Regions from separate parts of the Homo sapiens genome. Here regions 1, 2, 3 and 5 are each linked to region 4. The links are chromatin contacts, found by Hi-C or POLR2A ChIA-PET in ENCODE. All regions are on one chromosome and are shown on one strand. Each heading gives the region's core, a stretch centred on a gene start or an enhancer-like site at or near the end of the contact. The rest is flanking DNA. Distances are from core to core; before and after follow the strand shown.

What was found. A loop is a pair of places that touch in the nucleus more often than their neighbours do. ChIA-PET counts read pairs that join two places held with the same protein, here RNA polymerase II (POLR2A). Pooled maps may share reads with other maps.
Region 1: a map of CD14-positive monocyte shows a loop between it and region 4 (2.8-fold over the local background). The contact joins the enhancer-like site here to the promoter of LINC01132 in region 4. A Hi-C loop is called at or near these places in 13 of 168 maps with a recorded cell type or tissue (B cell, CD14-positive monocyte, CD4-positive, alpha-beta T cell and 10 more), 12 of 37 single-sample maps with no recorded cell type and 20 of 50 pooled maps. POLR2A ChIA-PET finds 5 or more read pairs at or near these places in 21 of 52 experiments (A549, AG04449, AG04450 and 16 more).
Region 2: a map of sigmoid colon shows a loop between it and region 4 (11-fold over the local background). The contact joins the enhancer-like site here to the promoter of LINC01132 in region 4. A Hi-C loop is called at or near these places in 28 of 168 maps with a recorded cell type or tissue (Caco-2, Calu3, GM12878 and 16 more), 3 of 37 single-sample maps with no recorded cell type and 25 of 50 pooled maps. POLR2A ChIA-PET finds 5 or more read pairs at or near these places in 15 of 52 experiments (CD8-positive, alpha-beta memory T cell, Caco-2, GM12878 and 10 more).
Region 3: a map of colonic mucosa shows a loop between it and region 4 (4-fold over the local background). The contact joins the promoter of LINC02971 here to the promoter of LINC01132 in region 4. A Hi-C loop is called at or near these places in 25 of 168 maps with a recorded cell type or tissue (CD4-positive, alpha-beta T cell, CD4-positive, alpha-beta memory T cell, Caco-2 and 19 more), 30 of 37 single-sample maps with no recorded cell type and 26 of 50 pooled maps. POLR2A ChIA-PET finds 5 or more read pairs at or near these places in 30 of 52 experiments (A549, AG04449, AG04450 and 22 more).
Region 5: a map of mammary epithelial cell shows a loop between it and region 4 (11-fold over the local background). The contact joins the enhancer-like site here to the promoter of LINC01132 in region 4. A Hi-C loop is called at or near these places in 1 of 168 maps with a recorded cell type or tissue (mammary epithelial cell) and 1 of 50 pooled maps. POLR2A ChIA-PET finds 5 or more read pairs at or near these places in 7 of 52 experiments (BJ, K562, MCF 10A and 4 more).

What each region holds. Positions count from the first base shown.
Region 1 is chr1:234,931,079-234,936,081 of GRCh38, forward strand. No RefSeq gene overlaps it. Among named protein-coding and RNA genes, the nearest start is that of LINC02971, 24 kb to the right of the region's middle. RefSeq lists an enhancer at 1,122-1,622. Within about 2 kb of position 2,538, at least 20 of the 41 ENCODE cell types and tissues checked have a DNase peak (open chromatin) inside an H3K27ac peak, as active enhancers do; they include CD14-positive monocyte, IMR-90, PC-3 and 3 more, where a contact is called at or near this core.
Region 2 is chr1:234,861,312-234,866,686 of GRCh38, forward strand. All of the region lies in intron 2 of LOC107985365 (a long non-coding RNA gene), which reads right to left. Among named protein-coding and RNA genes, the nearest start is that of LINC02971, 93 kb to the right of the region's middle. Within about 2 kb of position 1,825, at least 28 of the 41 ENCODE cell types and tissues checked have a DNase peak (open chromatin) inside an H3K27ac peak, as active enhancers do; they include ascending aorta, dorsolateral prefrontal cortex, endothelial cell of umbilical vein and 5 more, where a contact is called at or near this core.
Region 3 is chr1:234,953,768-234,958,448 of GRCh38, forward strand. LINC02971 (long intergenic non-protein coding RNA 2971) reads left to right here and starts at 3,432. Exons shown (of 2, transcript NR_186179.1): 1 at 3,432-3,593. LNCATV (lncRNA negative regulator of antiviral signaling) reads right to left here. Exons shown (of 4, transcript NR_125945.1): 3 at 3,912-4,311; 4 at 3,575-3,754.
Region 4 is chr1:234,720,481-234,725,414 of GRCh38, forward strand. LINC01132 (long intergenic non-protein coding RNA 1132) reads left to right here and starts at 3,562. Exons shown (of 3, transcript NR_038856.1): 1 at 3,562-3,602; 2 at 4,743-4,934. RefSeq lists enhancers at 2,779-3,341, 3,906-4,468, 4,469-4,934.
Region 5 is chr1:234,561,129-234,566,162 of GRCh38, forward strand. It overlaps LOC107985465 (a long non-coding RNA gene), which reads right to left. Exons shown (of 3, transcript XR_001737831.2): 3 at 3,465-5,034. Among named protein-coding and RNA genes, the nearest start is that of LINC01354, 32 kb to the left of the region's middle. Within about 2 kb of position 3,308, at least 10 of the 41 ENCODE cell types and tissues checked have a DNase peak (open chromatin) inside an H3K27ac peak, as active enhancers do; they include PC-9 and mammary epithelial cell, where a contact is called at or near this core.

The DNA.
Region 1 (5,003 bases), core at 1,288-3,787, 210 kb after region 4:
CCACGCCCGGCTAATTTTTTTGTATTTTTAGTAGAGAAGGGGTTTCACCCTGTTAGCCTGGATGGTCTCGATCTCCTGACCTTGTTATCCACCCGCTTCAGCCTCCCAAAGTGCTGGGATTACAGGTGTGAGCCACCGCGCCCAGCCCCCTTTTCAAGGTTGCTAACAGCTGGCTACCATTCCAACAAATCAGAAAGGAATATTACAGGAAAGGAAAAGAGAAGTGGTGTGATTGCAATTGTTGGTATAGGTGCCTGTCTTTCTAGGAGTCTGTTTGCAATTGGAGGGAAAGAGATCTGTTTTCCTCACTCTCATATCCCCAACACGCACACAGCCTGGGGAAAAGAGCTGGAGCCCCCTCACATGTATAGTGCCTACCAGCCGGCATGACAGCTCTGTGGAGCTATGCCCTTGTGTGAAGAAAAAGTCACCTCTTTCCTGGTGGAGGCAACCCTCAGAGCACATCCAACAGAGAAGCACAATCTGTATTTCAGCACCCATGCACCTTCCACTCCCCCCACACACTCCACACTCCTGGCTAAGCCAAGCACCTTTGTGCAGTGCCCAACCTGCACATCTGTTCATGGCATCCCTGAATGTAGAATGTGTTTAAAACATGTAGTTAGGTTGAATTCATCAATAGGGAGAGGCTGCAAATGCCAAGTATGCAGCCTAGTCCAAGTGGGTTTTTGCTGATTTGACTTTATACAAGGAATCAGGCTTTTTGGAAACCCCAGTTTCAGACTAAATAATGTGACCACTGTCATTTGAAAGGTTCTTGGTCTGCTCATGGACAGAACCCGAGGGGAAGAAACCTGTCCTGCATCCTAGAGATCCTGAGACTCCTGCCTAGCTTTGTCCAGGAACTCCTACAACAGCCCTGCTCCCATCAGCGTTACGGTGGAAAATAGCAGAAACATGGCTGGAGCCCTCCAGCTGCCCCGCCCCCTCCCCAGTCTACACCGGGGCTCCCAGCGTAGGAGCCAGCACCCAACTCAGCACAGCTTGATGCCCAAGCTCTGCTTCCCCATGGGGGAGACAATTCGCCTGAGAAATATTAACGCCACCTACTTTACAACAGAATGACGATTTAAATGCTGCATGGGTCCAAGGCACAGGGCCTTTATTCTAGATCTCCATCCCCCTCCCTCCAGGGCTCGCATGCTATTCCTGACTCCTAGCAACCCAAAAGGTACAGCCCCAGCGGCACCATAGACGAACGAAACTGTCTGTCCTGTGTCGGGCCCAGTCCACCGACCTGGCTGCAGCCACCTCCTCCTGTGCTGCCCCAGGTGTGTCCTCCTCGTTGGGGGAGAATCGCTCCAAGTCAAGGGTAGACATGGAGCTGTAGTCTCTAAATATGGGAGCCTAGAGGAGTAGAGGAACTCACCTTTAGATCCATGAGAATGCGAGGACAATAGCAGATCCAACTTCGTTCTTCAGCATTCACCTAACATTCGATTTAATTCAACAGATATTTATCATGTGCTTAGGACGTGTCAGGCACTGTTCCTGGGCATTGGGGTACGGGGATGAACAAGCTCTGAATATCTGCCTCTGCAGAGCTTCTAATGTAGTCACATTTCTCTTTCATGGGCATTGATCCCCCAGAGCACGCCACGTCAGCAGGCTCTCACTTGCTATGCCATTCACATTCTGCCTAATCTTCATTGTGCAAAACAGAGAGAGATTGAGTCCAGCCTGGGAGTGACAGTGCCTAATGGGAGAGGCACTGCCACCAGCACAGGACTCATCCCCATGAGGCATGTTGATTTTCCTTTCGTCTTTCTACACATTTCCCCTCTCTCAGTTTTCTTTTCTCTTTCCATACTATTTCCTCTTTGTCTTTCTTCCATCCTCTTTTCTTTCCTGCTCGCCCTTGGGTTCATGGCTCAGCACTATTATTGGCACTGCTGACCCGGCAAAGCACATCCACCTCTGCGATGTTTTCCAAGAGCAGGGGATCAGAGGGATGTCCTTCTGCTGGGGCCAGTGCCTGAGGAAGACCCTGTTGGCCATGGATGGGAACTGATTCTGGGCTTACACCACAGCTCCAAAGGAAAGGGGCCGGGGATGTGTCTACACAGGCCTGACTGACCTGGCAAGAAAGTGACATGCGCACTGACTGGCCCAGAGGAACTCTGATAAGAGGAGATGCCAGGGCTGAAGCTCCTCCCAAATGCTTTCTCCAGGCTCTGTGTGACAACAACTGCCCTTCAGGCTCACTCCACCTCTCATCCGCTGTCCACAGCTCAGGGCCCCAGAGGCTACCATACCCACAGGGGACACTCCTCCAAGATCCTGGGGATGAGGATGAAAATGTCAGCCTCCCCGCCCACGGTCAATGAGGGTCAACATTAAATCAGAACTTTAACTTTGCAGTAGCAGCCACTGGGAGCAATTTTCTAGAAATGTGCTGCTGACCACATTAGCATATCCCAAACTAAATGTAAATGCACATACGCTGAGTTACAGTCTTGGAAACTGAAATCTGTTTTGAGCTATAGAAAATGAAAAAGTGATGTGTGCAAGGAATCTATGCAAAGGAGCCTCAAAGAGGAAGAATGAGTCAGGCTTGCCCCACATAACCAGAGACCATGGCCAGCACCCAAGGGCCAGGCTCTGCCAAGCCAGACAAAGGTCCTTCAGCCAGTGACACTCCAAAATCTCTCAAAAGCGATCCAGAAACCAAGTGTGGTGGTACACACTGTAGGCTCAGCTACTCAGGAGGCTGGGATGGGAATTGGAGGCCACAGTGTACCATGATCACACCTGTGAATGACCACTTCACTCCAGCCTGAGCAACATACTGAGACCCCATCTCTAACAACAACAACAACAACAAAGTGACCCAGGGGTTTGAATCACTAAAAAAAACTAAGGGTATTTTGTGTCCATTTCCTTTTCTTTTTTCTTTTTTTTTTTTAAAGAAGGCTGGAGTGCAGTGATGTGATCACAGCTCACTGCAGTCTCAACCTCCCAGGCTCTCAAGCAATCCTTCTACCTCAGTTTCCTTAGTAGCTAGGACTACAGGCATGGGCCAGCACACCTAGTTAATTTTTTTTATTTTTTTATTTTTATTTTTGAGATGGAATCTCTCTCTGTTGCCCAGGCTGGAGTGCAGTGGCATGATCTCGGCTCACTGCGACCTCAGCCTCCCGGGTTCAAGCGATTCTCCTGCCTCAGCCTCCTGAGTAGCTGGGACTACAGGTGCCTGCCACCACGCCTGGCTAATTTTTTGTATTTTTAGTAGAGATGGGGTTTCACCGTGTTAGCCAGGATGGTCTCGATCTCCTGACCTCGTGATCCACCCACCTCGGCCTCCCAAAGTGCTGAGATTACAGGCATGAGCCACCTCACCTGGCCAATTTTTTTATTTTTATTTTTTGTAAAGCTGGACTCTCACTATGTTGTCCAGGCTGGTCTTGAACTCCTGGGCTCAAGCAATCCTCCTACCCCAGTCTCCCAAAGTGCTGGGATCTCAGGCATGAGCCGCCGTGCCCAGCCCTATTTCTGTTTTTTAACTCAAATAAATTGATTATTTAAATCATCCGCCTCTGAAACAGAACTGTTTAAGAATGTCCTGGTTGTGTGACTGTTTGCAGAAACGAGTGAGCGTACTTGTGACTCAACCACTCACTCCCTGTGACCGTCAGTGGATTTGACCATATACAGTCTTTCATTAAGTTAGTCTTTGTCATATATTGCTTATTTTACTTCCACGGTGGAGCACTGGCTGAAGACAAGAAGCATAAGAACCCTGATGATGAAATACAGGAACTTCACAACAAGCATAAAATGAGCCGCGCACCATGCCTTATGCCTGTAATCTCAGCACTTTGAAAGGCTGAAGTTGGGGGATTGCTTGAGGCCAGAAGTTTGAGACCAGCCTGGGCAACATACTGAGACCCCATCTCTACAAAAAAATTAAAAATAAACTAGCCAGACTGGGCAGCAGAGTGAGATCCTGTTTCTAAAAAAATAAAAATAAATAAATAAATAAAATGGTAATAATTCAGCAAATTTATCTGAAGATTATTTTCACCAGACCCAGAGTTTTTGTACTTCAAAAATGTAAGTTGAAAGAAAAAAATGTATATATTGGTGATTCTATCTAATTTGGCTTTTTATTTATTGGTGACAAAAAAAATCCATATACTATAATGTATTATTTGAAAAGAACAGCTGAAATCTCCTGTCTGATTATGTCCGTTAGAAATAAAATGTCAGGTGGTTCACGCCTGTAATCCCAACACTTTGGGAGGCCAAGGTGGGCGGATCACGAGGTCAGGAGTTGGTTGAAACCCCATCTCAACCAAAATTACAAAAATTAGCCTGGCGTGGTGGATCATGCCTGTAATCCCAGCTACTCGGGAGGCTGAGGCAGGAGAATCGCTTGAACCCAGGAGGGGGAGTTCAAGTGATTTCTTACAGTGAGCCAAGCTCGCACCACTGCACTCCAGCCTGGGTGACAGAGTGAGACTTGGTCTCAAGAAAAATAAAATGTCAGAAATTATAAAAATAGACATATTTAAGTCTCAAATATAAGCATTCCAAATGTCAGGAAAATTAAAACAGTTGCGGATTTTCATGTGTTATAACATATATATGTTACATGTTTTTATATGCTATAACATTATAAAATATATACATTTAGTAAAAAAATCAAACTTTTTTGCTTTTTTTACTTTATTTTTACTTTTTGCCTTTTTTACTTTATAAATCACATTTTTCTTACATATCTCAAATCCACTTAGTGATATGTGTCACTTTAGAGGGAAAAAAGACAAATATCGTGAATATTTTAAAGACTGTCCAAAAATACACTTTCAATACATGAATTAAGAATACACTATTCTTGGCCAGGCATGGTGGCTCATGCCTGTAATCCCAACACTTTGAGATGCCGAGGTGGGAGAATTGCTTGAGCCCAGGAATTCAAGACCAGTCTGAACAACGTAGTGAGACCCTGTCTCTACAAAAAATTTTAAAAATTAGCCGGA
Region 2 (5,375 bases), core at 575-3,074, 140 kb after region 4:
AAAAAAAGATTACTATATTATACCACCTAATTTTTAAAAAACTTAGACATCCACAAAACATAAGCAAAATTAAAAGACAAACAATAATGTGGAGTGACTCATATCCCAGAGAGCCAATCTTTCCTTAACACACAAATAGCTACTAGGCATGGTTAAGGAAAAAGACCAAAGTGAACAAGACAGTTTTTCTTTAGATGGGCAAAGGAGATGAAGAGGAAGCTCATAGAAAAGGAGATGCAAATGGGTCTTGAAAGAATGGAATTAAAGTGAGTGCTCCATCTCACTTTAATAAGAGAATCACAAATTGAAACTACAATGAAATGCCTGCATGGCAAGGCTATGGAGAAAGAGAGACTCTCATTCTTTACTAGTGGCAGTGCATAGTGTACACTCTGTTGAAGACGTCTGAAAACCCTTACCAAAATTATAAATATGTTTACCCTTTATCTCAATAATGCCACTTGCCTTAATTTATTCTACCAGTATACCTACATGTATAGGAAGCATCCTGGGTAGCATGGTTCGTAGTAGCAAAAGATTGGAAGCAAATCAAATGTCTGTAATAGAAACCAGTTAGATAAATTTACGATGTGTCCATAACTAGGAAACTATTAAGCTGTAAAAAATGAATGAGGACGTTCTTTATGTACTGATTTGAAAGATGTCCAAGATATATACACAGGTAAGTGAAAAGAGCAAAGTCCAAACCAGTTTGCACAGAATGCTAACTTCTGTCAGCCTTGCCACATGGGTATTTTATTATAGTTTTAATTTGCATGTCTCTGAACCTAAGTGAGATTGAGTATTTTTTCATTCTCTCAAAGGCCGCTGCAGTTCCTTTCTGTGAAAGGGGGAAAGAAAAAGAAAAAATATATATGTACAAAGTTATACACACACATTTGTTTGTATATCATAAAGACACCCAAGAAATTAATATAAGTGGTTACTTGGGTTGGGGTTAATGGGAGCAAGGGTAGAAGTCATGGTTTTTATAGTTTTGATTTGTGAACCAAGAAAATGAATTATCTGTTCAAAAAGTAAACGTGAACGAAACAAGTCTTTCCCTACCAGTTCCTCAGGCTCTTGCTAAACCTATCATTTTCACATTTGCCAAATATTTCTCCCAGATCCAAATGTGACCCCGGAGGGATGGGGCAGGGTCAAGAATGAAGGGGCAGCCAGGGATGGCCCATGAGACCCACAGGGATCTCTCACGTGGATGGATGTCCTGCATGTTTTTAAAAGATGAGGTCAACAGGTGGGCAGCTGTTTTTCAAGAGGGGCCACTACCTGCTTTGGAACCAAACTGGCCACTGAGTCAGGACCTCTAGGCAAACCAAATTCATTAATAAGACAGTAGGCTCATGAGACCAGAGGGGAAAGAGAAGCCTTCCAAGCCCAGAACATTCCCCCTCCAGCCCTCAGTGCTACAGATGGGTCCAGCCTGATCTGACCTCCCTGTCGTATTTTGAGCTTTTCCCAGGATTCCAAATGGACAACTGCTCTATTGTTTCATTCCTTTATCTGCATTGGGAGGGCAGCCCTCCCCCTCGGGCTTTAAACGTTTTTCCAGCCTCAGGGGTCTCTGGCCACAGCTTTGCTTTACCTTCCTCTGCGGAAAAGCAAAAGCTGGCCAAGGCGCTACAAGATGAGACAGGCACATCTGCCACACATGGAAAGAAGAAAGCAAACTGGAGTTTCCAAAGCCGCCGGTCCCCGCAGGCCTGAGCGCTTGCAGCTTCTGCCTTTGATTCCTCTGATTTTATGAGCTCAGAGCACAACATGTTGGAAGTGAGCAGAGCAGCTGCCCAGGAAAGAATGCACCGGTTCCACGGTTGAGGACTCCAAGGGAAAGCACTGAGCGGCGTGGGGCACAGGCAGGGAGAGAGACGCCAATCCTCCACAAAACATCCGGTTCCCACCAGCCTGGGCTCTAGCCAAGTGAACTAGCTGAGTCGGTCTGGGGAGGTTCCAGTTCCTGGCCTTTTGTCATCGACTGGGGACAATGCATTTGCTATGATTGATGGAGGCCACAGATTTCATCCCCAGCCCCAGCCTGGGCTGCAGGATCCAAGTGAGCACTGGCCTACTGGGGGCTCAAGGCCACAACACTGACCACCAGGGAGGGCTCTGGGAGACAAGAGGCTGGAGGCTGGACTCTACTCCCCTGGGCATCATGCAGAGCCCTTGCCCTCTGTGCCCTGTCCCCTTCCAACCCCTCTGCCCAAGAGAAAGCTCAGAGTCCTTCCACATCCAGAAACACAGGACTGGTTTCTACAAGTCCATTTTTTTCCCCCATAATTAAGGACTGCAGAAGGAAAGATGATTCGGATCTGGCTCGCAAGCTCAATGACTGAGAAAAGGACGCCAGGTTCCCTGGTACTAGTGACTCATACGCTTTTCAGGAGCGTCAAGACACTGTGATACATTTCTCCTGCTCTCCACAAAACTGCTCAAGGGATGAGGGACTCCCATCAGCCAAGGCAAATATACCATTGCTGTCTAAAGTAGCCAGATCACACACACAGAGAGGTCCTGGAAATGCCATTGAGAATAGGACCTTCCTTCACCCAGCCCATTTGGCAGTCCATGGCAGGGAAGCAGCAGAATTGCAGCCTCCGCAGGACTTTTAGGAGCCTGATCCACAGACTAGAGAAATGTACCTCTCCAGGAAAAAAACAGTATAGTCCTCTCATCTCCTGAGACTCCCATCCCAGCCACCTGGCTGGGAATAAACAACTCCTGTGACAAGCAACTCATTGCCTCTCTGAGACCTGGGTGTGCCACTGAGATCCATGACATCCTTCTCCAGGCAGAGCTGACGTGTGTCTCTCTGTAAGTCCCTCCCACTCACTTCATACCTTGGACCCCTAGATGGATCCCTGTGGCAAGAAAAGACCCACTGGTGACTTGCAGAAGTGGGATGTGCTGTGAGCCTCCCCTGCCAAATGCTGCACTTGCTTGCATGAGTTGGAAGTCCCCATCAATCTCTTCATCCACGCCCATTCTTCCACTCCAGTGTTCCTATTTCTTTCTGAAAGTGTGAGCTCCAGAAAACAGTGCAGGCTGGGCAAGGGGCTCACACCTGTAATCCCAGCACTTTAGGAGGCCAAAGCAGCAGGATCAGTTGAGGCCAGGAGTTCAAGACCAGCCTGGGCAACACGATGGGACCCCATCTCTAAATAAATGATTAGCTGGGCATAGCGGCACATTCCTGTAATCCAAGCTACTTAGGAGGCTGAGTCAGGAGGATCACCCCCTCAGGAGTTTGGGGCTGTAGTAAACCATGATCATGCCACTGCTCTCCAGCCTGGGCAACAAAGCAAGATCCTATCTCTATAAAAATAAATAAGCCAGGCATGGTGGCTCACGTCTGTAATCCCAGCACTTTGGGAGGCCCAGGAGGGCGGATCACCTGAGGTCAGAAGTTCGAGACCAGCCCGACCAACATGGTGAAACCCCAACTCTACTAAAAATACAAAATTAGCCGGGCGTGGTGGCACATGCCTGTAGTCCCAGCTACTCGGGAGGCTAAGGCAGGAGAATCACTTGAACCCAGGAGGTGGAGGTTGCAGTGAGCCGAGATCGCACCATTGCATTCCACCCTGGGCAACAAGAGTGAAACTCGTTTCAAAAATAAAATAAAATAAAAAGAAAGAAACAAACAAACAAACACACACACACACACACACACACACACACACAGCACAACCTCTGCCCCACGTCTCTCTGAGCAGCGTGATGGAGGATGCAAGACCAAGTCCCCCTCAGTCACCAAACAATTCAGTGCCTGCTCCATGCCAGGCTCACTATACCCTCCTAACAGTCTTTCTAGCATGGTGGGACTCTGCTGTTTCTGATGGACAAAATATATCAGCCCCATCTTCTCTGGTTTGAAACCCTGGAACTCATGGCCCCTCATAAGTGACTGTGAGACCAGGCTCTGTGTGTCAAGCTGAACTCTCATAGCTGATGGAATGAGCACAGGAGTGAAGCCCCAGGAGGAGGAGGAGGTGAGTAGCTGCAGGCCAGGGCTCAGGCAGCCCGTGGGCTAATGTGTGCCCTCCTGCTGATCTGCTGCATGGCTTTACCAGGCTTAGAAAAAAGCATCCAAGGTTCCTTCAGTGATCCAGATAGTAGAAACACCAGGTCTCAAATGCCTCAGTGCAGCTGCATGTCGCCAGAAGCAGTACTGGGAGGCTCGGTGGATAGGACTCAACATTAGCTGGAAACACAGGCAAGTCAGACTGAGAATCCAGACTGAGTCAGAAGTCCCTGTGTCCTTGCCATGGGTGTATCAGTTATCAGTGGCTGTGTAACAAATTAGCCCAAAACTTAGCACTCAAAATGTGAGCATTTCTTATGTCATAGTCTTTGTGGGTCAGGAATCTGGGAGTGACTTCACTGGATGGTTCTGGCACAGGCTATAGTTCGGATGTCAGCCAAGGCTACTGTCACCTGAAGGCATGACTGGGGTTGGAAGATCTGCTTCTGAGATGTCCCCATGGTCACACAGCCTACAAGTCAATGCTGACTGTTGGGGACCATTAGCCCTCGCTGCATGGGCCTGTTTGTATGGTTTCTTCAATGTCCTCATGAGGTGGCGCTAGCATCCCCCAGAGTAAGTGTTCCAAGAGAACAAGGAGGGAAGCACCGTTTCTTCTTCTTATTATTATTTTTTTCTTTTTTTGAGATGGAGTTTCGCTCTTTTGCCCAGGCTGGAGTGAAGTGGCATGATCTTGCCTCACTGCAACCTCTGTCATCCAGGTTCAAGCAATTCTCCTGCCTCACCCTCCCGAGTAGCCGGACTTATAGGCACTCACCACCACGCCTGGCTAATTTTCATAGTTTTAGTAGAGACAGGGTTTCACCATGTTGGCCAGGCTGGTCTCAAACTGCTAACCTCAAGTGTTCCACACGCCTCGGCCTCCCAAAGTGCTGGAATAAGGTGTGAGTCACCTCACCCAGCCAGAAGCACCACTTCTTCTATAACCCAGCCTCAGAGGTCATAGTCGGTCATCTCTAGAATATCCTATTGGTCACACAGTCAGCCCTATTCAGCGTGGGAAGAGACTACACAAGAGCATGGGTGTCAGCAGGCAAGACTATCTGAGTTCATCTCAGAGGTTGCCTGCCACAATGGCGAGTTCTATCAGGAGGACGTCCCTGAGCTACAGCTGACGTTTGTGTCACCAAAAACCATGGGGCGTCTACACATCTGCACTTCCATATCTCTATGGGTTTGTTTTTTTAACTGCACCATTATCACGTGTGTGTCAAGGGACACATCGGCCTGTTCAGCAGAGGGGCGGAGACTTCTGACTCATTCAGGAATAATGGGGCCAATGCTCGATTCTGCAATAGAGCAAGTAACA
Region 3 (4,681 bases), core at 2,182-4,681, 230 kb after region 4:
GATAATGACACTGGTGTTGACTTTGTGATAAATCACTGAACTGTATATCTTTGGTTTTGGGGGGTTTTTTTTGGTTCTTTTTTGTTTTTCTTTTTTGTTGAGACAGAGTTTCACTCTTATTGCCCAGGCTGGAGTGCAATGCGTGATCTCGCCTCACTGCAACCTCTGTCTCCCAGGTTCAAGTGATTCTCCTGCCTCGGCCTCCTTTTTCTGTACGTACATTCTATTTTACAATTTTTAAAAGTGATGAAAAAAAGAAAAAGAGAGTCAGAAAGGAGGGAAGGAGGACGGAATGGAGAGAGAACAGAGACCTTAGAAGCAGAAAGGCAGAAAGCTGAGGCATTAGAGCACATGTTGTGTGGCCTCAATCTTTTCAATAATGTATGAGGCACAATCTCCCGGAGAGATCAAGGGTCTGAAAGGTCTGGACAAGACTTGCAACAGCTGCATTAGAAATGTGGTGGGCTAGGAGTCTGCTATAGGTCAGGAAAAGGATTGCCGAATAAACTCTACTGAGCATGGGCTGCAAACTCAGATGCCCACGGGGAACAGGCAGGCATCTCATGAATCAGGTTGTCTGGGGAGTGGGAGGAAGCAAGCCCGTTGATTAAAGGCATCTGATTCTCAGTTTGGGGTCCAGGAAGACACTCTCTGTTGTTGCAGAGAAGGTAGCAAAATGGAGTGTATGCCCCATGTCAGAGAAGCCACTGCCTCTCAGCTCCAGCCAGTGGTCCTTCCAGAATGGGTAAAGACCGGGTACCGCCAGCTCTCCATCTCTGCTTGCCGAGCTAAAACTCTGGATTTTCTGGTGACCTCCTATTTCTTAAATGCTCATAACTAAATCAAATTGTTTTAAATATCATTCCGGCCAAAAAAAACCCCATTTGATGCTCCTGATGAGGTCCGTGAGGTCCGAGACCCCTGCATGAACCAGTCAGATCACCATGGAACAAGTCGCCCCAGGGCATGGCTGTCTCCAGCCGCTCTGAGTAGCCAGCGGTGCAGCCAGCTGGTCTCAGATTTGGGCTGTGATGAGTCTGGATGGCAGAAGAACAAGAGGGATGGGAAATTGAGGGAGGGCCTCATTGAAAGGGCTCACTCCAGGAGCCAGAAAACCAGAAGAGCCTAAGGGACCCAGAGCTAGAGTGAGACCAGAGATGCACAGTCCCCATGAGGACAAAGAGCCCAGTGAGGAGAAAGGGAGAGGTAAAAGGATAAAAGAGTCAGAAGGAGTTTCAGAATCTAAGAGCTCCAAAAATAAACCTTTCCCTTTGTATCACTTTTCTCTTTTTACTTTAGTTGCTCTCAACTTGCTGCTTCCTTTTTTTAAAAATTCTAGCAATTCTGCAGGAAACCAGAAGTGTGAACCAAACACAGTAACTCTAGGTGTTATGGCGCTGTCCTGCTCACCCTTCTTTTGGCCTACTGGCTTCAAAGGTAGGCACACACACCGTCCCTTTTCTAATGATCCGGTCGTGGATTCAGGCTCAGTAAGCCAAGACCACAAGCAACAGGGCTTGGGCTCCATCTGCCTCGGCTGCTTGCAGCTGCCTTCCAGGAAGTGCTGGAACAGCAGAAGCAGCTAGCAGTGCGCTCAAGAAGTGGTCAGCAGTTGGGAGCAGCTGGAGGAGGGGAGGCCAGTGAGCAAGTATCAGCTTGGGAAATAGGGTTTCGGCTGAACAAAGTTCACTGCTGTTTTCTGAGAAAGCAGAACCTAGTGGAGCCACCCTAGAGAATAAGGAGAGGAGCAACTGGAACTGAGTGTTGGCTCCAAACTTCCACGGCATGATATGCTTGGCCACCCAATTGTGATCAGGGCCATTGTTGTTCCCCTGGGGGCAGGGGGCAGAGGGCAGGCCGCCGCTCGGAGTAAAAAGGGAAGACAGACAGGCAGTCCAAACACCACCAAATGACAGAGATGCAGACCAAGACAAAAGGAAAAAACAACAGAAGGGATTTTTGTCCTTGAGACGTGCTATGCAAATTCTTTTCAATTAGTTTCCTATTAATGATTCCATCTTGAACATTTAGAGCTGCTCAACCCAGGCAGCATCTACGTTTTGAAGTAGTAAGTTCTCCATTCCTAGCAGAGTCGGAGGAGAAGCTCAGCTGTTATCCACCAGAAATTCTATTAAAAGGATGAAAGGTTGAACTAGATGACTTCTCATTCTGAAGACTGTAATTCAGCAGAACTGACTAATCCCTGGCAAATGATACCCTTTCTGAGTATGCATGTGTCACTGAAAGTCACTCAGACAAACCAGACTATTTGTAAATAGGTCTGATTATCTGCAAATTAGTTGATTGAAGGTTCCCGGGTATCAAGCAGGGCTTATTTTAAGAAATTAAGTTAATTTAGATAATAGCTGTGTTGAAAAGCAACAAGTTCAAAAACAATTAAAAAGAATGCAGCTTCCCTTTTATTTTTTTCAACTCTATATTTTCTTTTCAAATTGCTTCTAATAGACCATCTGTTAAGAAAGCCTCTTTTGACCGGGTGCAATGGCTCACACCTGTAATCCCAGCACTTTGGGAGGCCGAGGCAGGTGGATCACCTGAGGTCATGAGTTCAAGATAGCCTGAGCAACATGGTGAAACCCCGTTTCTACTAAAAACACAGAAATTAGCTGGGCGTCGTGGCACGCGCCTATAAACCCAGCTACTCTGGAGGCTGAGGCACAAGAATTGCTTGAACCCGGGAGGCAGAGGTTGCAGTGAGCTGAGATAGCACCATTACACTCCAGCCTGAGAGACAGAGCAAGACTCCATCTCAAAAATAAAAAAAAGAAAGGCTCTTTCGTAAATTACTTAAATATGCTTAGAAGTCATTATTACTTTTTAAGTCAATAGAAGTCTTTTTAGTTTATCTAATAGCATATTAATTCCTATGCTTTATGTGTTTGTACCCACACAACACCCAGCCCTGCACCTAACACATAACAGGTGCTCAATAGATGTTCATTGAATAAATTGGTTGCAAAAACCGAGTGTATACATTGAACATTTCTGCATATTGGTGATAATAATAGTATTTTGAACACTTGTTCTATGCCAGTGACTGGGTCAAATAAACACTCAACCTCATAGTAATATCTGCGAAGTGATTGCTACATTAGCCCCATTTTACAGATGATGCAACTGAGGCTGGTGAGAGGCAGAGCCAGGATTCAAGGCCAGGCCTGTCCAACTCCCGAGCCGAAGCTCTCAGCGAGGGTATCAAACTGAATCTGAATCCTCTTAGTTTATCTATTTTAAAGTGCTGCATGTGGTATGTTCAGGAGACGAAAACTCTCTGATGAGGCACGTGTGGATGGGATGGCAGGGCTGAGAAGGCCGGCTCCCCCACGGGGTGTGCACAACCTACCTCCCCAGCTGTTTCTGCTACCGGCTGGGGCCTTCAACTCCACCGCCTCCCCTCCCCCAGGCCCTAAATCACTCTCAGGCCTTTTGTTCTTCCCCACAGCTGCTCAGCAAATTCCTTGATTTGAAATTACGATCACAGGTTGGAGTGCTACTTAAAATAATTTTGCCAAATGTTCCATCTCTCTGTGTTGATGAATATAATGGATGACAATTTAAAGAGCAAAAAAAAAGTAAGTATTCACTTTGTTGAAGACAAAAAAAAAAAAATCATAAGCTGCATGCATAGCATTAGTTTGGCTCTGAAAGATTCATTCCCCCAGGAAGCTAGCCAAATGCTGGACTTTTGTGAACCGCAGCATGGCCGGGAGAGCAGGCTGCTGGCAGGTATGGCCTGCAATAGAGGGAGAGAGCAAAGGTCAGGGCATGTGTTGGGTTTGTTTAAGCATGAGTCAGAGGAGTGGGGGTAGACCTGGGGATCCAATTTCCAATTTCCTGTGCAAGTCACTGAGCCACACTTCTCCCCTTCCCCAAAAGCTTTTTATGCGTACCGCTCTGCAGAACAAAGGGAGATATGGTAGGGGGACACATAAATAACAGGGACAGGCCGGTCTTCTTGAAGGTGGAGCCTCTCTTGAATTTGGAAAATGCAAGCTCTGAGGGAAGCGGGGATGAAAGCAGACCACACGCATCTAGCACTTTGGCCAACTGAGGCTTCCTGGGCTTGGAGGTCCTCACCCGGGGCTCTTAGCGCAGCCTGAGCCCAGTGTGAAGCCATGGGCCAGCCCTTCCTGCAGGCGGGCCCTGTGGCCAGGCTCAGCTCAGGCGAGGGGTGGCTGGGCCATGAGGAATCAGAACAAAGCTTCTTCCTTCACACCCGGTCCTGCTCAGCAGGTGGACTCCACGTTAGACATTTCCCCCACGTCCTAAGGCTTCTTCCAGGCTTGAGCCCTGAAAAGCAGGTGGGGAGAGATGAGCAAATGCTGAGCAAAAAAGAGGTGGTGGTGACGCCTCTCTAAAGTTTTCCATACCAAAAAAGCCCTGGTACAAGGCAGGCACTGCTGGCAGCCCGGCCCCACAAGCTTACTTCCAGTGCAGGAATCCAATGGGAACATGTGCCCCCAGGGCCACCCGAAACGCAAACTGCTCTCTGAAAACCAGGTCAGCCTCTCTGTAGGAGTCTTGCCATGCAGAAAACACCAGGCCCTCTGGAAACGCCCCCTGTTCACTGAGGGTCTCTGGCTGGCCGGCACTATGCCCAGCAAGGCCACCTCCCGTAAGTGACACGCCAGGGTCTTGCTGAATCACAATAAGCTGGGAG
Region 4 (4,934 bases), core at 2,312-4,811:
TGATAATTAAGCTGAAAAAAAGGGACATTACAGGGTGCGCAGAGCTGAGGGCCGTGCAGGGAAGGGGCAGAGCAGTTCTAGCTGGACGAAAGCTTAGGTCTTGGTCAGGGAAATGAGGTGCTCCCATGGATTGTCCAGGTGAGCCCAGAGAGCGCACCCAGGGAAGAATGTTGAGGGCATGGGGGGTCATAGGAAGGAGTGAGGGAGAGCCCACACAACAGTATCCTCTTAAGGCAGCTCATGCTCGCCCAGAGGCAGCTACCTGCCATCAGGCTGTCCCTAAGGTCAGCCTTGCTAATGCTGAGCCCCTGCCTTCCACAGTTACCCTGTCCTGGGGCTTTGGTGATGGTCCTCCTCACCTCAACAGTGATGGACAAGGGCTCCTTTTGCTTTGAAGTGATGCCCACGTGCTTACTGCACAAGGAGGGCAGGGAAGAGCCAGGAAGGGAGGAACCGCCACGCCAGCGGGGACAACGTGACGACACGGAACAAAGGGACATGCCGTTGGAATCCTAGGAAGAAGTTTCTTAAGTGACATCTAAATAGGCTGCAAATGGCCTTTTCGAGGGAACTCCCATCCCTGTGATAATCTAAACCAGAATCGGATGAGATGGGGTGGACCGCATCTCGGGAGGAGCACATGGGTGTGAGGGAGGAGGGACGTGGCAACCTCATGCTCCCTTCTCTCTGTAATCACTCTGTCAACCCACGATTCTGGGAGGGGAGTATGAAATGTGTGGTTTGTCTATTGCATGAAGATATTTGGATCCCCCAAATCTAGGTGTGTCTGGAAGAAAGCTGCCCTCTCCCAGAGGAAAGCTGGGGGTTAAATCCATAACTGTCAGTGTGTCTGGCAACAAAATAAAAGGAAACCACATTCTCCATGAATGAAGGGAGAAGCAGGAAGGAGGTAGTTTTTTCTTTTTTAAAAACATGAATAAGATCCTCCAATATGTTTGAGATTATTGAGCAAATTCTTTGAAAAGGGCCCTGGGTCACTAACCAACAGATTGTGGATGTAGAAACCACATTCTTCCAACTTCCCTTCCCATCCTGACCCCAGAGATAGCAGGTTGGGTATGCTGGGGGTCTTTGTTTAGTTAACCATTAACAATTCATAAAAGTGCAGATCCCTGCACGATAAGTCCAGTCCTTGGAATGTTATTAGAAAATCCTATTTCTAGTCTGTTATGAAACAGAGGTTTTGATGTGCTGCCAGGTTTATGGGGAACTCTGGAAACAACACTTGCTTCTCTGAGAAGCTGAGGCTGGGTGGGTGTTACATAAAGCTTTCCTAGCAACTTAGCTTTATCACAGAATGGGAGGCTGCAGTGGAAAATATCAGACGAGTTAATGCAAAACCTGAGCCAACCCACTATCCCCATTTGCTCTAAGGCCAGCCAGCAAATCTGTGGGAGTGATTTTAACCCACGGGGGAGCGGCAGGCCTAGGGCTCCGGTTGACTGCAGATTCAGCCCAAGAATGCTCGGGCAGCTCAGAGCTGAAAGGCACCTTCAGACAGACCTCACGGAAGGCAAAACAGCTCTTCTTGACTCTGAACCAATTGCTGATTGAAATTCACACAAACACACCTTCCTTTTCCTTCTTTGGGTCATTCCCAGTTTCTCCGGGCACTGCAGGAACAAAGGGGAGTAAGGTCACTTCGTCGAATCCCTGCCAAGGGAAATGCGTCTAATGCATGACGGTGTCTCTGAAGTCAATGGATAAGAATCTCATTTCTAAACTCTTGGATCCAAAAGTATGCCTCTTAGGATGGAATCCTTCTGTGGTGTTGGTTGACAGCTTTTTGGGTTTTCTGAAAAGCATGTGTCCAGTCCATTGTTTTTAATCTCCCAGGGCTGGCGTGGGGGTGGAAGGAGCTGGAGGAAGAAACCATGCAAAAATCCATTTGGAAGCTGCAAATCAAAGCTAATAGCCTCTCCTGATCTGCTCACACACGGTGCCCAACCGGTGTTGTAGAGAGGAAGAGGAAAAGATTCCCCAGACATGAGGACAAGTGTAAGGCGAAGGGCTGGAAAGGGGAGGGGAGCTCGTGTCAAGAGGGAGCTGGAACTCAAGTGGGGAGAGGAAAGGCAGTGGGAGAGAAGAGAGCTCCTTCGTGGGCGGCCTCTGCGACATCTGCCCCAGGGGCCTAACGCCTCCCTCTGTGATGTCTCTGCACCCAGGCTCTGTTGCTGCTTCCTCAACCATTATTCTCATTTGGGAAGGGAAAGAGTGGTTTTATAAAACCGGTGTCCACGTGAAGGCAGCCATCCAGTTGGTGGAGAAATTTTCCCCACATAAATTAGATTACTCCAAGTCTAGATGGTTCCTAGCCCCTAGTCCTTCTCGCTGAAGACGGTACAAGGAGGGTGGCAAGGCAGAGGTCTGGAGGGAGAAGAGTAAAAAGCTCCTTGTTTGCGTTAAAACAAACAAACCCCAAGATATGCCAGTTGTTTCAGAAGGTGAATTCCTACTTCAGGTAGTCCTTAAGAGTCACCAGAAATCCAGGAGCGAAACTGCACTGAGATTCCATTAACTGTGAAAAAAAATAACAAAATAAACGGGCCACACAAAAAGAAGAAAACCGGCCTGCCCAACGAGGGCTGCGGAGTGCAGCCAGAGTCCCTTGTACCAGTAGATCATATTGTGTCCATTTAATAATAATAAGAAGGGGCACCCTCCGCGGAGGCTTCACCCAAGGAGTCCTGTCCCACCCGCAGGCTCGGGCGCCCGCCTGCAGACCTCGGACGCCGGCCAGCGTCTTGTCGTGCAAGGCCGTCCACAGCCAGCATGGCCTTAATGAGCCCATTTCAATTGAAATGAGATCAATACTACTCATTTTTCTCTTGCTGGCTCCCGAGTGATTCATGAATCTGAAAACTAGTTCATGAATCAGAGCAGGGTGGGGTGGAGGGGCTGGGGCGGAGGCAGGCAGGGGAACATTTGTGCAGTCGGCAAACCTCGATTCCTTTAATGAACCTAGCCATGAGTTGCATAACGCTGGCCTGCCTGCTAGTTTAAAACAGTCTTTTCGGAAGCAGCTTTCAGCTTGACTTATTCACCTATTTTCCTCCTGGAAAGGGGAAGAATGACACTGGGTACTGATTGTGTGTCTGTCTGTCTCAGGGAATACTTTTTTGCTCTTCGTGTGTGGAACCGTAGGGGCTTCCCTGGACAAGAACGTGTGTCCATGTGTGTGTGCATACATGTATAATGGTCTTTGTGTGCACATCCTCTGTGTGTGTGTGTGTGTGTGTGTGTGTGTGTGTGTGTGTATGAGTGAGCAATGTGTGACCGGCCTCGGGCCCTTTAAACCTGAACAGGAGCCAAGTTCATTTCTCAGCGGAGCTTCATAAGGAAGCACGAGCTGGGGCAGTTGGAAACCACATCCCTGTGAGTGCTGATTACAGCCTACTAAGGAAAATGAGATTTTTATCTCACAGGAATTCAGTTATAAAAATAAAATACAGCGTCTGGCTTGATTCAGCTAAATGTACAAGCACTAGGGTGTTTTTAATTTAACAGAGAAGCTGGACAAGAAGAATGACCTAAAACATTGCATTTAAAGAAAGTCAGAGGCGAGGGGGAGGCTACAGGAAGTGAGTGGGAGTAGAGATGTGTGTGTGAGAGAGAGAGAGAGAGAGAAATGGAGGGAGAGGGAGGGAGGAAGGGAGGAGGGAGGTGGAGAGAGAGAGAAAAAAACCACCCTGCTGGCAAATGAATGCAGCAGGGATGATGTCATTGGAACAGTTGGAGGAGAGAGGAGAAAAACAACTCGGAGCTGTGCTAATCCTGTTTGCTGCCCTGAAGGGAATGGAAGGCGGCCAAGGCAGGGAGTTCTGGGAAACCATATAAGGGTGCCAAACAAGCATTGCCGCCAACATTAGGAACTGACAGCTTTGTTCTTTGTAACTTGGCTGCCCGCCAGAGGCCTCATTTCAGCTCTGCGGCATGATTACCCTGGACGGCCGCCAGCCCCGCGCTGAGAGCTCCTTTTCTTCTCTCCGAGCTTTTTTTTTTTTTCCTCTTTCCCTCTGCCAAACATGCAGCAGTTACCATGGCAGTGGAAAGTAAAGTTTTAAAAAAACACAACAAAGTAGAGAGGCACGCCTTTATCCAGATGTGCCACATGAGCAGATAGAAAAGGCAGTTCACCTATTCATCGGGGCCTTTGACTGCAGAAGAAAACACTGGGGCACTGGCTGTCAAGTTCGGGAGGGAGGTGACTCCAGGATAAACAGAGCAGCGAGCAGCCCTGGCTGCAGACAGAGAGGGGCTGGCTCCCAGGCCCTATTTTCCTTCCCTCTCTCTCTCCCTTCCTGGGGCATTGTGGAGTGCGTAATGTGAAACGGAAAATGTCATGATTTCCACTGGGAACGTGTCCACGGTTTTGAGAAAGCTCCAGAAACTCAGGTCCATAAAGCACTGAGGGGAGGAGGAAGGGAGGGAGGAGAATGGGCGGTCACAGTGCCCTCTGGTCACCAAGGTGAACCCAGCGAGCAGGAGCCAGTACGTGGCTGTGGCCCAAGCCTCTGCCTGCTGCTGGAGCATGGCCAGGCCGTCGTCGTAGGGTTGCAGGCTGTTCGGGGGTCCTGGGTCCCACGGAGCCCTGGGACCTGAGGGACAGGGATGTTCCCTTTTCCCCCTTGGAGGTGTAGCCAGTAGTTTGGCTTTACAGGGGGACTCTGTGAAGAGTCCAGTTCCCTATTTTTAATCAGGTTCATTTTTCACCTGCTTAGAAAGTGGAACATCTCCTGAAAGGTGACAAGTCGTGATCAAAGGCAAGTCTCCAGGCAGAGAGTTGGCAGGTTTCCGAAGCAAAGGTTACTTAGAAGTGGAGGCTCCACTGCCAGCTTCCCCCCGCTGCAAAATCTGACACTCCTCACCCTCAGGGTTCAGCAAGATTCTCGGAAAGGCCTTTTCTGATTCTA
Region 5 (5,034 bases), core at 2,058-4,557, 160 kb before region 4:
GTATGGCCTGAGAACCCACACAGGCCCTGTGCTTGGGGTTTAACGCATTGTGGTTGCCATTTTGAAATTCTTGGTAATTTTAGCTTTGAATCTGTGTTTTGAACAAGAGGCACTGCAATTTCACTGTGCACTGGGCCCTGCCACTTATGGTCCCAGCCCCACTGGGGTACAGGGAGCTATGGGAAGTTCAGGCGTTGCTGAGGTTGGAGGTGGGCAGTAGGAGTGGTAGAGGGGCTAGAGAGATATGGGAAGGCTACATCCCTGAGGTCTCCAAATGTCATGTCCAGGAGCTCAGGTTTTATCCAAGTAAGGAAAGGATTCAAGCAGGAATGAAGTAGTTAGGTCTGCATTCCACGAGGTCTACTCTAGGAAAAGGGCAAAGGTCGCCCTGCATGCAGATACAGGGGGCCAAGCTAGGCTGTCATGAGGACCAGGCTAGGAGACCAGTAGGCAACTGGAGAAGGGAATGGTCTAGAGAAAACTGAGCGATGATTTGGAATCGGAGATGGGGTTGAAGGAGAGGGGGAAGGCCAGGGTGACTCCCAGATTTCTGGCCTGAACAGCTGAGTTCCCTGTGGTACCACCAGCTGAAATACTTTGTTAGTTTTATTGCTTTTCATTAAAAAAAAAAAATCTGTGGTGGTGTTTATTCTAAGAACACATTATCATTGCTCACATCTGTCAGTAAGAGTCTTTTTCGAATATAAAAGTAACTTCTGAGGCCAGGCACAGTAGCTCACAGCTGTACTCCCAGCACTTTGGGAGGCCGAGGGAGGCTGATGGCTTGAGGTCTAGAGTTCAAGACCAGCCTGGTCAACATGGTGAAACCTCGTCTCTGCTAAAAATACAAAAAAAATTAGCCAGGCGTGGTGGCGTGCACCTGTAATCCCACTTGAATCCAGAAGGAAGAGGCTGCGGTGAGCCAAGATCGCACCACTGTATTCCAGTTTGGGCGACAGAGTGAGACTCCGTCTCAAAAAAAAAAGAAAATAGTATAAAGATTCCTCAAAAACTAAAAGTAACTCTTGTCCTTTAATAAAAGAAAAAAGATGGGGGCAAACATTATCTGGTCCCAAATTTATTTGCCCATTGTATGTCCAGGATAAGATCCAGTTTGTTGGCGAGAGGGTGGGGTATGCATTGAAGGGGGTCATAGAGAGGCATCTGTAGAGTAGTTACCACACAGGGAGTTTCAGCACTAGACCTATCACTTTGTTTACTCTTTATCCCTATCCTGAATATCAGTGTTTTTTTTTTCTTTTGCTAGAAACCCAGAATTGACCTTGGAATTCTCATTCATGTTAGTAAACACATTCTGGTTGTTTGACCAGACACAAAAATCAGTTCTTTCGATGTGACCTTGAGACACCCTTGCTCCAAAAACAGCCACCGTAGGTCTCAGCCCAAATGGGCAAGCATCCAGTGGATCCCAGGCTTAGGGGAAAGCAGGAGCCTAGAGTTAATGCATTTACCGAAACCCCTTTGATCTAGAATCCATCTGACAATCCCACGAGGCCAGACAGGCCTGGAAGGTTTTCAGGCCTTCCTCCGGTTCGGCTGGCTGTGCTTGAGCGCTGTGTTCCCTCAGGCATCTTGGGGCTTGAGCTTTGAACAACTCGGTATTGCAAATTAAAATGACCCTAAGTAGGAATGAAAGATTTTAAAAAGAAATTCGGTTTTGTTCAAAATAGGCAGTGTGCAACTGAGAAACAGGGGCTTTCTTTGAGCCAGTTAAACTGAGTGCAAGATAAACTAAATTCAGCTAAGATAAAAGCCCGAATAAAGTGGCTTTCACAGAAGACATTCAGAAAATATTGCTCTTTATAAATAATAATTATTCAACAGACATTTTACTAGCACTTTTCTGTTGTATAAAAGTTATACATGCAGAGTGTAGACACTTTGAAAACACAAAGTATAAGATGCAAACATGAAATCACCTATGAACCATGACATGCAGGTAGCATTGTCAACATTTTGAGCTGTTTCCTCTCAGCTTTGTTTCAATGCCTACATTTACAAAGTTGTTTTTTTTTTTTTTGAGATGGAGTTTCGCTCTTGTTGCCCAGGCTGGAGTGCAATGACACAATCTTGGCTCACTGCAACCTCCGCCTCTGGGGTTCAAGCAATTCTCCTGCCTCAGCTTCCCAAGCAGCTGGGATTACAGGTGCACGCCACCACACTCAGCTAATTTTTGTGATTTTAGTAGAGACGGTGTTTCACCATGTTAGCCAGGCTGGTCTTGAACTCCTGACCTTGTGATCTGCCCGCCCCGGCCTCCCAAAGTGCTGGGATTACAGGCATGAGCCACCACGCCCAGCCTACAAAGTTTTGTCTAAGTAGTTCCAAAGCATTTTAAAGGTAGAGATAATGGATTAAACTATAATGCTCATTTGAAAAGGAGATTTGCCTAACAGCATATTTTAAGATCTTTTTTTCTAATTAGAGAAATAAAGAAAACTTGTAAAACACAGAAAAGCATAAAAGAAGACAGCAAAAGTCACTTGGATTTCAACCAAAGAGCATTATGATGAATGTTTCAGTGTGTGCCTTCCAGTGTTTTTTTTCTATGTATGTATGTACATTTCTTATTTATTAAAAATACCAGTGTATCCTTTTGGCTGTTTGCTGTTTACAAAACACACATTTGCCCTAAAAATAAATATTCTTCTACAACATGATTTTTACTGACTACATAAATGATATTCCTTTATATAATGATGTATAATAATTTACCTAACCAATCTTCTATTGTAGGATTTGTAGGTTGTTGTAATTGTTCATATTATAAACAATGTCATGATTAACATACTTATGAATAATACCTGATTAGTTTCTTATAACAAATTTCTAAAGTAAAATTGTATTAAAGGAGATATATACACATACATGCATATATAATTTTTTGATAGATAAAACTAAATTGCCTCCAGAAAATTTATACTAATTTATACTTTCATTAGTTCAAGTTTTTGAAAACATGATTTAGAGGCAAATACAATTATCTCTGTTTTATCATTTGGGACAATTAAGGCAGAAACCAGTATCGTGGTGAGGGTTACACAGCAAGTCAATAGGAAAGATTACTTTGATAGAGATAAGAGATATCTTCTTACATGTACTTTACATATATTCTCATTTACAACAAACCTAAAAAGGAGTTATTTTTTAATCCCCATTTCCAGATAAGGAAAGGGGGCTCGAAAATCTCGAAGCCCTGACATTTCTATTCATTCATTATCCAGGCTGTCTCTATGACCACAGACAGCCTGACAATCCAGCTGCAATGTAGTCATAGAATCCTAGTGTGTAACTCATAGAATCCTAGTGTGTAACCCAGTACTACCAACACCAGATAAATCAATCCTTGCAGAAACAAATATTTAATTTTTAAATAAGCCAACAATCTGAACATTCACTGTTTTGATAAATGCAACCTAAAAGATCTCGTCCCCTGGATTTATTTTTCAGGTAAAAATAGCTCCATGGTTATGCCTTCTTAGGGGCTTGGTGGGAGGGAAGGGATGGGGTTGAAGAAGAGAAAAACAACTTCCTTGGAGGATTAGGCAAGGTGTAAGAGCATGTCTTCCAGGTCTAGATTGGCAGACCTCACGCTTTGACTCAGAAGTAGAGAATCTGCTTTGGTTTCCTGACTGGGTTGCCTTGTTTTTCAGCCACAGGGCAAGAAACATGCCACAGCAATGAAATAAAGGTGACATGTCATAATGAGGGAAAGGGAGTTATTCCACAGGCTGAGTCACCGCTCTCCTGCAGGTACAGAATGATACAGCCTACAGAAATTCAGAGCAGACTGTCAGACTGTGGGATTGAGTAACAAAGAGAAACAGGTCTACAGATGACCTAGCATACGCTTATTATTTTGAAATTTCTGAATTGTAAAAAATGAGAATGGTGAAGTCTTAGGTAGATCTAAGTTCATTCTTGCAACAAAAATCAGTTCCAAGTTTGCCTGGAAGTGAGGCATCTAATTCATAAAATAGTGGCTATAGTGACAGTTATATATTTGAGGGAAACTTATCTATAACTTCCAACTAACATACATCTTGGTGGAGTCTGAGTTCTACATTTTTCTGCTTTCTTCCTCATCAATTGTCATGGTTGACATTTGTTCTTTGAAAAGACTGAGTGCCAACCATGAGCTGGACAGCCCACTAGGCAAGTGCAATGACAAAAGAAACAAGCGTTAATCCTGTCTAGCCAGAGCACTAAGGAACCTGCTTATTCTGCGAATGCCTCAGCAAGGTCCTAAAGGAGAGCTTCCACTGCCTCCTAGGTGGGTGCCCCTGCTGGCAAGTTAATCATTCTAGGCCTCAGTTTCCTATTCTATAAAATGGGTGATAATAGTAACTATAAAGTAAGAAATAAAGAAGAGGTCACTGGACACTTGGCCTCTGGCAAGGATCTAGAAATGTCAGCAGCATAATCCTGCTTAACTCACCTCCACTACTGTTTTACCTGCTGCTCTCCAATGCTCACCTGCTCTAATTCACACTGTAGTAGGAAGTACTTTAGGTCAGGCATCAGGGGGCATTGCTTTAGTTCAGACTCCAGCATTTACTATGTACCTGTTGTATGATCTTAATACTAACAGCAATATAGTGATAGAAGCAGCTAATAGCCAACCGTTATAATCATTACTTTGTGCTTGGCATTTTATATAAATTTAATCCTCATGGTAATTTACTGACATAGGGAACATTGGTCTCTCTTTTTATAGGTGAAATAAGTGAGGCTTAAAGAGATCTTGTAATTTGGTCCCACAGCTTAAGTGTGAGGCTGGAATTCACCCAGGAAAGCTGTTTCCAGGTTCTGTGGTCCTAACAATTACTCTGCCTTAATTTTCCCCTGCTGATATTTCTGCCCATAAGCCTCTTATTATTTGATTAATGGTAGTAAAGAATATTTTTAAAAACTATTGCTCTTCAGCATCCTTTTTGAGGGAGAACTTTCCTTCCCCTATTCCATGGGTTTGTTTTGGGGCTGTGGCTTACAGGAACCCTCTCCAGAATCATC